Regions from separate parts of the Homo sapiens genome. Here region 2 is linked to region 1. A link is an interaction called in ENCODE POLR2A ChIA-PET data of the cell type or tissue named here. Cell type or tissue: PC-9. All regions are shown on one strand. Each heading gives the region's core, and the rest is flanking DNA. Links, peaks and the distances in the headings are about the cores only. Region 1 overlaps SINHCAF (SIN3-HDAC complex associated factor). Region 2 overlaps DENND5B (DENN domain containing 5B).

Region 1 (5,382 bases), core at 233-5,232:
GGTTGGTTAGTAACTTCCTGCGAGTGGATTGCCCAAAGACAGAAAGCAAAATGATACCTGAAATGTAAGAGGAAAAAAAGAGAGAAAGAAGAAAGATTGGTGAGTAAAAAGAATTGTCAGAGCTGAGTGCATACCTTGTGCCGATCTTTGTGTTGATGTTGTGTTGATGCTTTACAGATACTATTCAGGAGATTTGGATTTGTCATTATTATTTTGAGACTGAGCTTTGCTCTTGTTGCCTAAACTGGAGTTCAGTGGTGCGATCTTGGCTCACTGCAACCTCTGCCTCTGGGTTCAGGCAATTCTCCTGCCTCAGCCTCCTGAGTAGCTGGGATTACAGGCGCACGCCACCAGGCTGGGCTAATTTTTTGTATTTTTAGTAGAAACGGTGTTTCACCATGTTAGCCAGACTGGTCTCGAACTCCTGACCAGGTGATCCACCTGCCTCTGCCTCCCATAGTGCTGGGATTACAGGCGTGAGCCACTGTGCCCGGCCTGTCATTATTTTATAGATGAGGAAACAGGATTAGTGAGGTTAAGGAACTTTCCTGAGGTTTGGGTCAAATCAGGTGTGTATACTATCATGTATCCATTTTCTTAACATTTTTCTCAAGTTTGAAAATGGGAGAACAGCTTCATAGAGGAGTATATGGGGCTTTTCATGACCTTAAAGTCTCCCTGAAAAGGCTAAGTTCCTCTTTTCCCACAGACCTGGGCTTAAAAGAAAATCTTTAGTAATCAGAATTTTACCTTCAGTTAAATTTGTTGTATATATCTTGGGATAGATAGCATTTATTTTTCTGTAATGTGCAACTCTTATAAATTCAAGGAAATAAACAGAATTTCCCAATGTTACAGAAGGGCAAATAAAATTAGGAGTGACTTCCTATTTAGTTGTAAAGACAGAAGCAGAAATATACTCCAAATTGACTCATTGCAGACCCAAGTATGGTTATATTTTCTAACTCATAATCATCCATTAAAAGCAAATAAATATTCTTTCTGACACTTTCAGTTTTTTTTTTCATGTACTGGAATTCCTCTTAATCTAGAATTGGGAGACCTAGTTTTGTTTCTCTTTTTTTTTTTTTCGCTCTACCAAAATTGGAGGGGCCTGGTGTTTTACACTATCTAAAGCCCAGAGACTTGAATTTGTAATTTTATTTTTAACCTATGCCATTTCAGTTGAAGACTTGTTTATTTCTGAGTTTGACCTCTTTCCTATATAGGATGAGTTTTAGGCTCTTCTGCCAAGTGTGGATTCCATAGACAGCCACAGTTATAAATGCTTTACCATATAATTTCTCAGAGACAGGGCACATGTTTGAAGAGGCTGTTGGCAAACAAGTGGGGTCTGCTACCCCTTTCTCAGTTTTATTCTAGACAGATTTACATTTATCCCTTAAAGTTAGCTAAATTCAGGAATTTTGCTGAGATGTAGGCTGCTATCTAGAAGCAGGTAAGAGGAAATAATGTCTTACTGCTCCATGGGTTTCCTTAACTGCAGATGAAACATGTCTCATTATTGGGGAATACTGCAGCCAAATAGCCTAGCCGCGGGAGAATACAAAGCATTTAGTCCTGTTGACCGTTTGTGAAAAGTGTTGCTCCAGTTACACTGTTAGTGTTTACTGGATGCTGTACTTAAATGTGATTAATGATAGCATATGATTGACTAAAATGGTGTCAGTGGTGGCATTACCAATTACAGGAACTCAAGTATCCCCACAGTTTGTGATCGCGAGTATTTTTTCGTGTTATTTCTTTTCCTTTCCCATCATCATGATTTCTAGTTTGGCTCTAAAGAAATGCATCTCCTTCACTTCAAAGTTGTCTTTGGTTGCTTAGTTCTTTTTGTCTTTGTTCACTGCTGCTTCCTTCCCACTTTACAAATCTTTCGCTTGTCTCCTGTCTGCAGTTTCCTTCCCATTCTGCTCTGTGTGTATTTAGATCTTACCAGTCTATTTCGTAGTCTCTCCCATGGAGTGTATTTTCTAATTTGTATCTCTCCATCTGTATGTCTTTGAGGAAGTTTATTTAAGCTCTCTGTGCTTTTTTAGATTACTCTTAAGGTGTGTCTTGATAACCAAGGTTATTGGAGAGTGATGCTCTTGGTTAAAAAAAAAAAAGCAGGAGGTAGTAAAGTGAAAGTAAGCTTCTTTTATGCTTGTACTCCTCAGAGGCAACCACTATTTACTATTTTTAAGAACCAATTTAAAAAGAAGTTTGTGTAGTTACAGTCTCATTTTAAAAACATCCTGTGAGATTATACTGTATTACTACTGTTCAACTTGCTTTAAAGGTTGAAACAGCGTGCTGTGGTGTTTCAACCATAATTTAACCAGTCTGAAAATTCGTTGACATTTAAGTCACTTCAACTATCTTGTGTTTTTTTTTTGTTTTTAAAGACTTAGGCCAGTTGATTTTTAGAAAGAAAAAAATGATAATTAGAAGCTAGGGTTTTGGTTTATTGGAAACTTAAGGATAGTTTCATTTGGGAGGTTGTTCCCCTAATTTGTGCATATCAGAATTTCAGTTCCCAAGATGACTTGGACAGTTGTGAAGTTAACTGTTATTTACCACGTTTGACTATTGCTCTCAATTTTCTTCCATCTAGTCCACCCAGTGGTATTACTGAGTTTTGAAAGGTACTTTTGAATATTAAAAAACGCTTTACTTCTGAATATATAAAAAAGCCAGAAGAAGGAATCTAGAAAGTGGAATTGGGGAAGTTAGAGTAAATAATGATGTCCTTCAAAGCATGCATGCCAACTAAGGTGAACTTAACATATGTTAAATTCATCGTAATAAGAACCCTCTCCATATCCTTAAATGTGAGTTAACACCCTTATAAAGATTTAAAAAGACAAGAAAATAGTTGAATTAAATTCATCACCTTTTCTCTGTCTCCTATTCCATATTAAAAAGGGTACTAAAGCTCTAAAATTTGCATTTCAGTATTTTTCATTCTGTTTCCTGGTTGGAGCTTAAAATGAACAAGTATTTAGTATTGCTGAGATTTATAAGAGATAATCTTTAATCTTATTTATCAGAAAACTTTTCTTAAATAGCGTCTTTAATATAAACTATCGCTGTGAAACTCTTTTTCTTTCCTATGTATATTATTATATTCAGTAAACTTATGTGTTTAATTAGATGTAAAATTAGACGTTATTCTTGATCTTTGGCTTCCCAATTTCATTAGATGGGATTAGAATTGTCCCTTTTGTGTCTTTGATATATTGTGGTTATCTCATCCCTTTCTTGACTCATCAGCACCAAGGTTAGATTCATTAAGTTAGATTCATTAAGATCATTAAATTTATATGAAACCCACAGCTTTAAAGTAGAAGAAAACCCTACAAATCAGCCAAAACAGATGTTTAGAATTGATTGTTGTGTTTTAAAACTTTATTTTTTTGTTTATATATATTGTCCATATAATTAGTTATCTTTTTAAATTGCTTTTGCTGACTTAGCTATTACCTTTAATCTTTTTTAACTTTGGGATATTCAGTTTATTTGGTCAGAGCTATAATTATGGCATGGTTTTTTTTTTATTTTTTATTTTTGAGATGAATTTTTGCTCTTGTCCCCAAGGCTGGAGTGCAGTGGCACAATCTCGGCTCACTGCATACTCTGCCTCCCGGGTTCAAGCAATTCTGCTGCCTCAGCCTCCTGAGTAGCTGAGATTTACAGGCGTCTGCCACTACTACGCCTGGCAAATTTTTTTATATTTAGTAGAGACAGGGTTGCGTCATGTTGGTCAGGCTGGTCTCAAACTCCTGACCTCAGGTGATCCACCCACCTTGGCATCCCAAAGTGCTGGGATTATAGGCTTGAGCCACCACGCCCGGCCATGGTTGATTGTTTTTAACTGTTACAGTATTAAAACAATTTTTGGGTTTTTGGCTAATAGTAGTCAAAGAAAGAATGCCAGTGAAAGTGCTTTATAAAATGTAAAGTGCTATACAAATGACAACTTAAAATTTAAGCAACACATTTATTACACCTGTGAAAGCAAATAAAAGAAAAAACTGATCAACACAGTCCTCCTCTAAATTTCTTTCTGGCCCAGGAATGTGTGTATATTGCAAAAACAGCTATGTCAGAGATAAGCGTTACAAACTCCCATAAATAGGCATGTTTTAACTGTAACCTTTCAAATCCTGAGGAACTTCTCAAAATGTTTGTCCTATTTGAAGAAACTTCAGACAGCATACTGTAGACAGATAGATGATGATAGATGGTGTCAGAAGAAAAGATAAAACTGGTCCAAGATGGCTGCAGTTTGGACATATGCATAATTAAACCACTGCCTACAAACTAAAGCTGACCCCTTGGGTTTGTAACTGGAGTTTGTTAAATATTTTACTGACAGATACTGGTTGTAAACTTGTTTATCAGATACAGAACAAAGGCAGGATGGAATCAATCATCCTTCCACCAGACCCTAAGGTGCCTACACAATTATTAACTTTTCTCTTCTACCCACTCAACCACATATTTACTTGACTTTAGGCATAACATCACTGAATATGAACCAAATTCTCAACTATTGCTTCACCATACCGCACATATTTTCCTGTTTAAAAAATATATAAAGACTGTGCCTCATGCAGTCTACTTCAGAGCACAGGTAATAAGCTACTGGAACTTGTGCTTCCTGGGTGCGCATCCTCAAGCTTTGTGTTTGCAAGCAGCACATTCAGATTCAGAACACCTCCTGACTTAGTCAATCTAATGAGAAGGTATTAAAAATTATGGAGAACAAATCCTCTAAATCGACTAAATCCCCTGCAACTGCAGAACATCTGATTCCACCTTTAGAAACCCCAGCTGGGTTAATATACAGTACTTGGGGTGCCTCATTGTGTAATTACTTAAACAAATGGACCAGGATGACTGAAGAATGACTCCACATCACAATGGCCTAAATGCAGATCCTTTGATATATGCAGACCAGGATGGAAGGTGCTAGTGCAAAAATTAAGCAACCAGAATGGGGAAACTACTTCCAGTGGTATCTTGAAAGTAGCAAAAGTGGGTAGGATGATCTTTCTTCCTTATAGAATGCTGATAAACAACTTAGAGGTGTTAACAGATAGCTCTCAAATATACTCTCCTATTAAAAAAAAAAAATCTTCAGAAGTACCTCTCTTTGGGCCTCCTTCACCACCTACACCTTCACTCTATCTTCATCTTTCTTTTTTTTTTGAGACGGAGTCTCGCTCTGTTGCCCAGGCTGGAGTGCAATGGCGCGATCTCGGCTCACTGCAAACTCCGCCTCCCGGGTTCGCGCCATTCTTCTGCCTCAGCCTTCAGAGTGGCTGGGATTACAGGCGCCCGCCACCACGCCCGGCTATTTTTTTTTGTATTTTT
Region 2 (5,382 bases), core at 263-5,262, 260 kb before region 1:
TTTAGTAGAGACGGAGTTTCACCATGTTGGTCAGGCTGGTCTCGGGCTCCCGACCTCAGGTGATCTGCCCGCCTCGGCCTCCCAAAGTGCTAGGATTACAGGCCACTGTGCCTGGCCGAAAGCTACAATTTTTAAGAAGCATTTTGAAATCTTAATGTCAATTAATGGACTCCCAATTATTATCTACATGGACTTTTAAGGACCCAGGGGTTCCTGTTTGAAATTACTGTACTAATCTCTAGATTATTACTGTAGTATGGATGATACTGCCAGTTCCCAAATATAGTCATTGAGATCTTAGAATAATTTTTTTCTACTTAAAATTCTCTAATAACTTCCTTTGTATTTAGAATAAGATTCAAACTTTTAGGTATTTGTTTATAACAAATAAATATTACATTTATTTGTTTATTTATAACAAGAGTGAGACAGGGTCTTGCTCTGTTGTCCAGGCTGGAGTGCAATACTTCAATCACAGCTCACTGCAGCCTCAACCTCCTAGGCTCAAGTGATCCTCCTACCTCAGCCTCCCAAGTAGCTTGGACTGTAGGTGTGCACCACTATGCCTGACTGATTAAAAAAATTTTTTTTGTAGAGATGGGGTCTGTGTTGCCCAGGGTGGTCTTGAACTCCTGGGCTCAAGGGATCCGCCCATCTTGGCCTCTCAAAGTGCTGGGATTACAGGGGTGAGCCACTATGCCTGGCCTATGTGTGGATTTTAAAAACTCTAAAATGGACCAGGCGCGGTGGCTTAGCCCTATAATCCCAGCACTTTGGGTGGCCGAGACGGGTGGATCACTTGAAGTCAGGAGTTTGTGAGCATGCTCACCAACATGGCGGAACTCTGTCTCTACTAGAAATACAAAAATTAGCTGGGCGTGGTGGTGTTTGCCTGTAATCCCAGCTACTCGGGAGGCTGAGGCACGAGAATCGCTTGAACCCAGGATGTCAAGGTTGCAGTGAGCTGAGATTGCGCTGCTGCACTCCAGCCTGGTTAACAGAGTGAGACCCTGTCTCAAAAATTAAAAATAAAATAAAATAAATAAAAACAGTAAAATGGAAGCTAGAGTTTTCTTAAAAATGAGAAGCTTGAGATTGATGAAAAAGCAAGATAATGGATAAATGATTTCTAAAAAAAGGTATCTAACAGCTTTGTGAAGGGCTAATAAAATTTCTTTCAACTATAAAATGTATTAGCCTATTCCTTTCCTCTTCAAATAAGATACGGTAAATAAAATTAACCATTTTTACCAGGTATATGCAAGCAAGCATGCAGGTACCAACAAGGCTTTGATTTTTTTTTAAGCAAACATGTCTTATTTATTTATAAACTAGTGCCAAGTGATGAGCATGTAAATGATGGGCAGTATTTATGAAATTTCAGAAAGTGGTTGTACTAAAGAGCACTTGTAGCTTCAGTTGTGGTTTTAAAGGAATATCTTAGGAAACTGCATTTACAGATTTGTTCTTCATGGCACCTACATCAGCTTTGGGCACAGTCAGTCAGTACAGTTCTCTTTGTTTCAATAAAGTTTAATCCTATATATATATTTTTTTATATATATTTTTTTCTGTTTATACTCTCCTATTGTGCTTTACAATGCACTGTTCTACCTAAGGCTTGACTTTTTAAGATGGCACCATGTAAGGTCCTCTTGGCCAGAGATTCCAAAAATTTTTGATATGGGACTGTCTTTCCCCATTACTCTTCTCTCTTCTCTCTTCTCTCCTCCCTCCCTCCCTCCCTCCTTCCTTCCTTCCTCCCTTCCTCCCTCTCTCCCTTCCCTCCCCTCCCCTCCCCTTCCCTCTTTCTCTCACTCTTTCTCTCTTTCTCCTTTTCTTTCTCAGAATCTCGCTGTGTCTCAAAAAAATAAATAAATAAATAAATAAACCCAGGCTAGAGTGCAGTGGCGCAATCTCGCCTCATTGCAGTATCTGCCTCCTGGGTTCAAGTGATTCTCCTGCCTCAGCCTCCCAAGTAGCTGGGACTACAGGCACTCGCCACCAAGCCTGGCTCATTTTTGTATTTTTAGTAGAGAAGGGGTTTCAGCTTGTTGGCCAGGCTGGCTTCAAACTCCTGGCTTCAGGTGATCACCCCCCTCGGCTACCCAAAGTGCTGGGATTACAGGCATGAGCCACTGCGCCTGGCCTCCATTACTTTTCAAACAAAATGCAGCGATGACTGGTTGAGTGTGAGGAGGTAAGAACTCAGAATTCTAGGAATGAAAGTATTAGTATTTTATCTGCTGCTGAGACAGCACATCCTGAGGATAGAAGAGGCCGCAAGATTAGCTTTCTCAGATGTTCTGCACCTTTTCCAAGAATCTATGACTTTACTAACTTTATTTGAAATTAACTCTTGTAACTATTTTTACTAACATGGGTTTCTTGGGTTACCTTTTATTTTTCTGTTAGAAACTTGTGTATATCACTCATGCAGAAAGCTAATTTTGAAATAATGCTTTATTTAAATGACTTTCAAAGATATGTGCTAGCATTATTAAGTCAGAAGTAATCCCAGGAAGTCACCCTTATTCTATGATGCTATGAAAATAGCTAACATTTATGAGGCATGAACTGTGGTTGGTGATTTATAAACGCTAATTCTCACAATAACTTGAAAATATGACTTTTCTCATTTGATAGATGAGAAGGATGACATTCAGTGAGTTGCCCAAAGACAGGAAAGGCCATAGCTTGGATTCCATCCCAGGCTGTCTGGCTGCAAACTAGCCTTTTTTCCTACGCCCTGCTGCCCCTCTGAGTCCTTCAGACCAGCTGTCCTCAACTGCTGGGTGGTGACACATTAATGGGCCTACTGTTCATGAGCTAGGTCACAAGTAATTATTAACAGTAGTAGACATACTGAGGTTATGATATATATTTTAAAATAAGTGGAATGGATTCAAGGTCTTCCCTCTAATGATATTATTTTTATTCAGTTCCATTCCTGTATGCTTTTACTGGGTGGGAGAGAAAGGTGGCATTATATGCATCAAACCAGTAATTGTGCATAGCCCCATACATAATGGGAAATCTATTTTATGCTACTGGTAAGCTACCGTTACTGATGAGCTATGAATAGTTTCCACATATTAATAAAGCCTTTTAGGAATATCACTGCAGAAGTAGTCAGTCTGTTTGCTTTACTTTCCTCTAGAAAACTATTTTGTGCATTATCTGAGGACACCCATGGGAGTGTGTGTCTCAACACTTTTGCTGATCTGGATTGTTTCTAGATACTTTTCTCAATTATACAATGTGACAGTGTTTTGGAAAGAGTATTTATAAATTACAATAAAAAATGATCCAAAAGGTGATCTGAGCTAAAGACGAACAAACAAAAATGTGATGGAGTTAATAATGTTAGGGTTGTAGTTTTTTTTTTTTTTTTTTTTTTTTTGAGACAGCGTCCCACTTTGTCCCCCAGGCTGGAGTGCAGTGGCATGATCTTGGCTCACTTCAGTCTCCACTTTCTGGGCTTACGCAGTACTCCTGCCTCAGTCCCCCAAATAGCTGGGACTATAGGTGTGTGTGCTACCACGCCTGGCTAATTTTTGTATTTTTTGTAGAGATGGGGTTTCACTATGTTGCCGAAGCTGGTCTCGAACTCCAGAGCTCAAGCTATCAGTCTGCCTCGGCCTCCTAAAGTGCTTAGGTTTACAGGCGTGAGCCACTGCACTGGACCCTGTAGAATTTTTTCATTCAGTTCTGCTGTGAAGACTGAAGTGCTGAATCCTTAAATATAGTTTGTGGACCTCTAGATTTTAAACTGTGAAACCCAGTTTAAAGATTTTTTTTTTTTTTTTTTTTTTTTTTGAGACAGAGTCTCGTTCTGTCGCCCAGGCTGGAGTACAGTGGCGCAATCTCAGCTCACTGCAAGCTCTGCCTCCCAGGTTCACGCCGTTCTCCTGTCTCAGCCTCCTGAGTAGCTGGGACTACAGGCGCCCGCCACCACGCCTGGCTAATTTTTTGTATTTTTTAGTAGAGACGGGGTTTCACCATGTTAGCCAGGAAGGTCTCGATCTCCTGACCTCGTGATCTGCCTGCCTCGGCCTCCCAAAGTGCTGGGATTACAGGCGTGAGCCACCGTGCCCGGCCTAAAGATATTTTTAAGTTTAAATATTTTTAAGTTTAAATCTATTTTTATAGATTCCCAGAGACCTTCTGATGAAAATCCACTTAATTTTGCTTAATTTTTTCCTGTCCATGCCTGGAGAATCCAGGTTTCTGCTTTGTAGACTATATTTTCTTGCCCCTCCCTTCTCTTCCTCTTTTCTAGTACAACATACTCTGTCATTTATTTAAACAGGAAATTATCCTATAGTTTGAGAAAACATCAATGTAGAAGTGATAATGTAAATTAAGTAAATTTCTGATCATCTTAATTCCTCAGTACAGCTTGACACAAGATTGCTCATAGACCAGGCTTTTGTACTTTTTTTCTCTAATCCCTTCTTCAAAGATCACCCTTATTTTCACCTTGGTCCTCATGATGCCACCTCTTATTGCTCTTTTGGTTGTCCCTTTTTGAGAAAAACCTGTAGAAGAAGAAATATTCTTTTGACAAAAAAGTTCTTGTATCATTATGTAAAACCTCATAGTGAAAAAGCTCGCTCTTTTTTTTTTTAGAAATAAGGTCTCACTCTGCTGCCCAGGCTGGAGTGCAGTGGTGTGATCATAGCTCACTGCAGGCTTGATCTCCCAAACTCCTGGGCTCAAGTGATCCTCCTGCCTCAACCTCCTGAGAAGCTGAGACCACGGCTGTGCGCCACCATGACCAGCTAATTAAAAAAAACATTTTTTTTTTGTAGAGATGGGTTCTTGCTTTATTGCTCAAGCTGGTCTCGAACTCCTGACTTCAAGTAATCCTCCCTCCTCATCCTACAAAAGTGCTGGGATTATAGGTGTGAGCCACCACGCCTGACCTGAAAAAACTCTTGGAAATGTCTGTCTGAATCTTCCATTTACCTTCATTTCTAGCAGAAACTGGGAAATTTCTTTTTTTCTTTTTTCTTTTCTTTCTCTCTTTTCTCTGTCTCTTTCTTATCTTTCATTATTATTACTTTTTTTTGAGATGGTGTGTTGCTCTGTCTCCCAGGCTGGAGTGCAGTGGCATGATCACGGCTCACTGCAACACACTCTGTCTCCCGGGTTCAAGCGATTCTGATGCCTCAGCCTCCCGATTAGCTGGGATTACAGGCGTCTGCCACTACGCTTGGCTAATTTTTGTATTTTTTAGTAGAGACAGAGTTTCACCATGTTGGCCAGACTGGTCTGGAACTCCTGACCTCAAATGATCCACTCACCTTGGCCTCTTAAAATGCTGGGATTACAGGTGTGAGCCCCTGTGCGCGCGGCCTCATTCTTCTTTTTTTTTTT

What was found. ChIA-PET counts read pairs that join two places held together with the same protein. Peaks named below come from ENCODE experiments on the same cell type or tissue, not always from the same donor. Only the 100,000 strongest peaks of a DNase experiment are listed, where the experiment ranks them.
Region 2: POLR2A ChIA-PET joins it to region 1 with 5 read pairs; 5 of 35 experiments call an interaction of 5 or more read pairs at or near these places.

The regions. Positions count from the first base shown.
Region 1 is chr12:31,314,361-31,319,742 of GRCh38, reverse strand. All of the region lies in intron 1 of SINHCAF (SIN3-HDAC complex associated factor), which reads left to right. Among named protein-coding and RNA genes, the nearest start is that of FLJ13224, 7.3 kb to the left of the region's middle. In PC-9, for the core only: no CTCF peak of the experiment used is centred there; no DNase peak of the experiment used is centred there; H3K4me3 peaks cover 681 bases; H3K27ac peaks cover 2,054 bases.
Region 2 is chr12:31,576,148-31,581,529 of GRCh38, reverse strand. The region is part of intron 1 of DENND5B (DENN domain containing 5B); the gene reads left to right. Among named protein-coding and RNA genes, the nearest start is that of DENND5B-AS1, 11 kb to the left of the region's middle. In PC-9, for the core only: no CTCF peak of the experiment used is centred there; no DNase peak of the experiment used is centred there.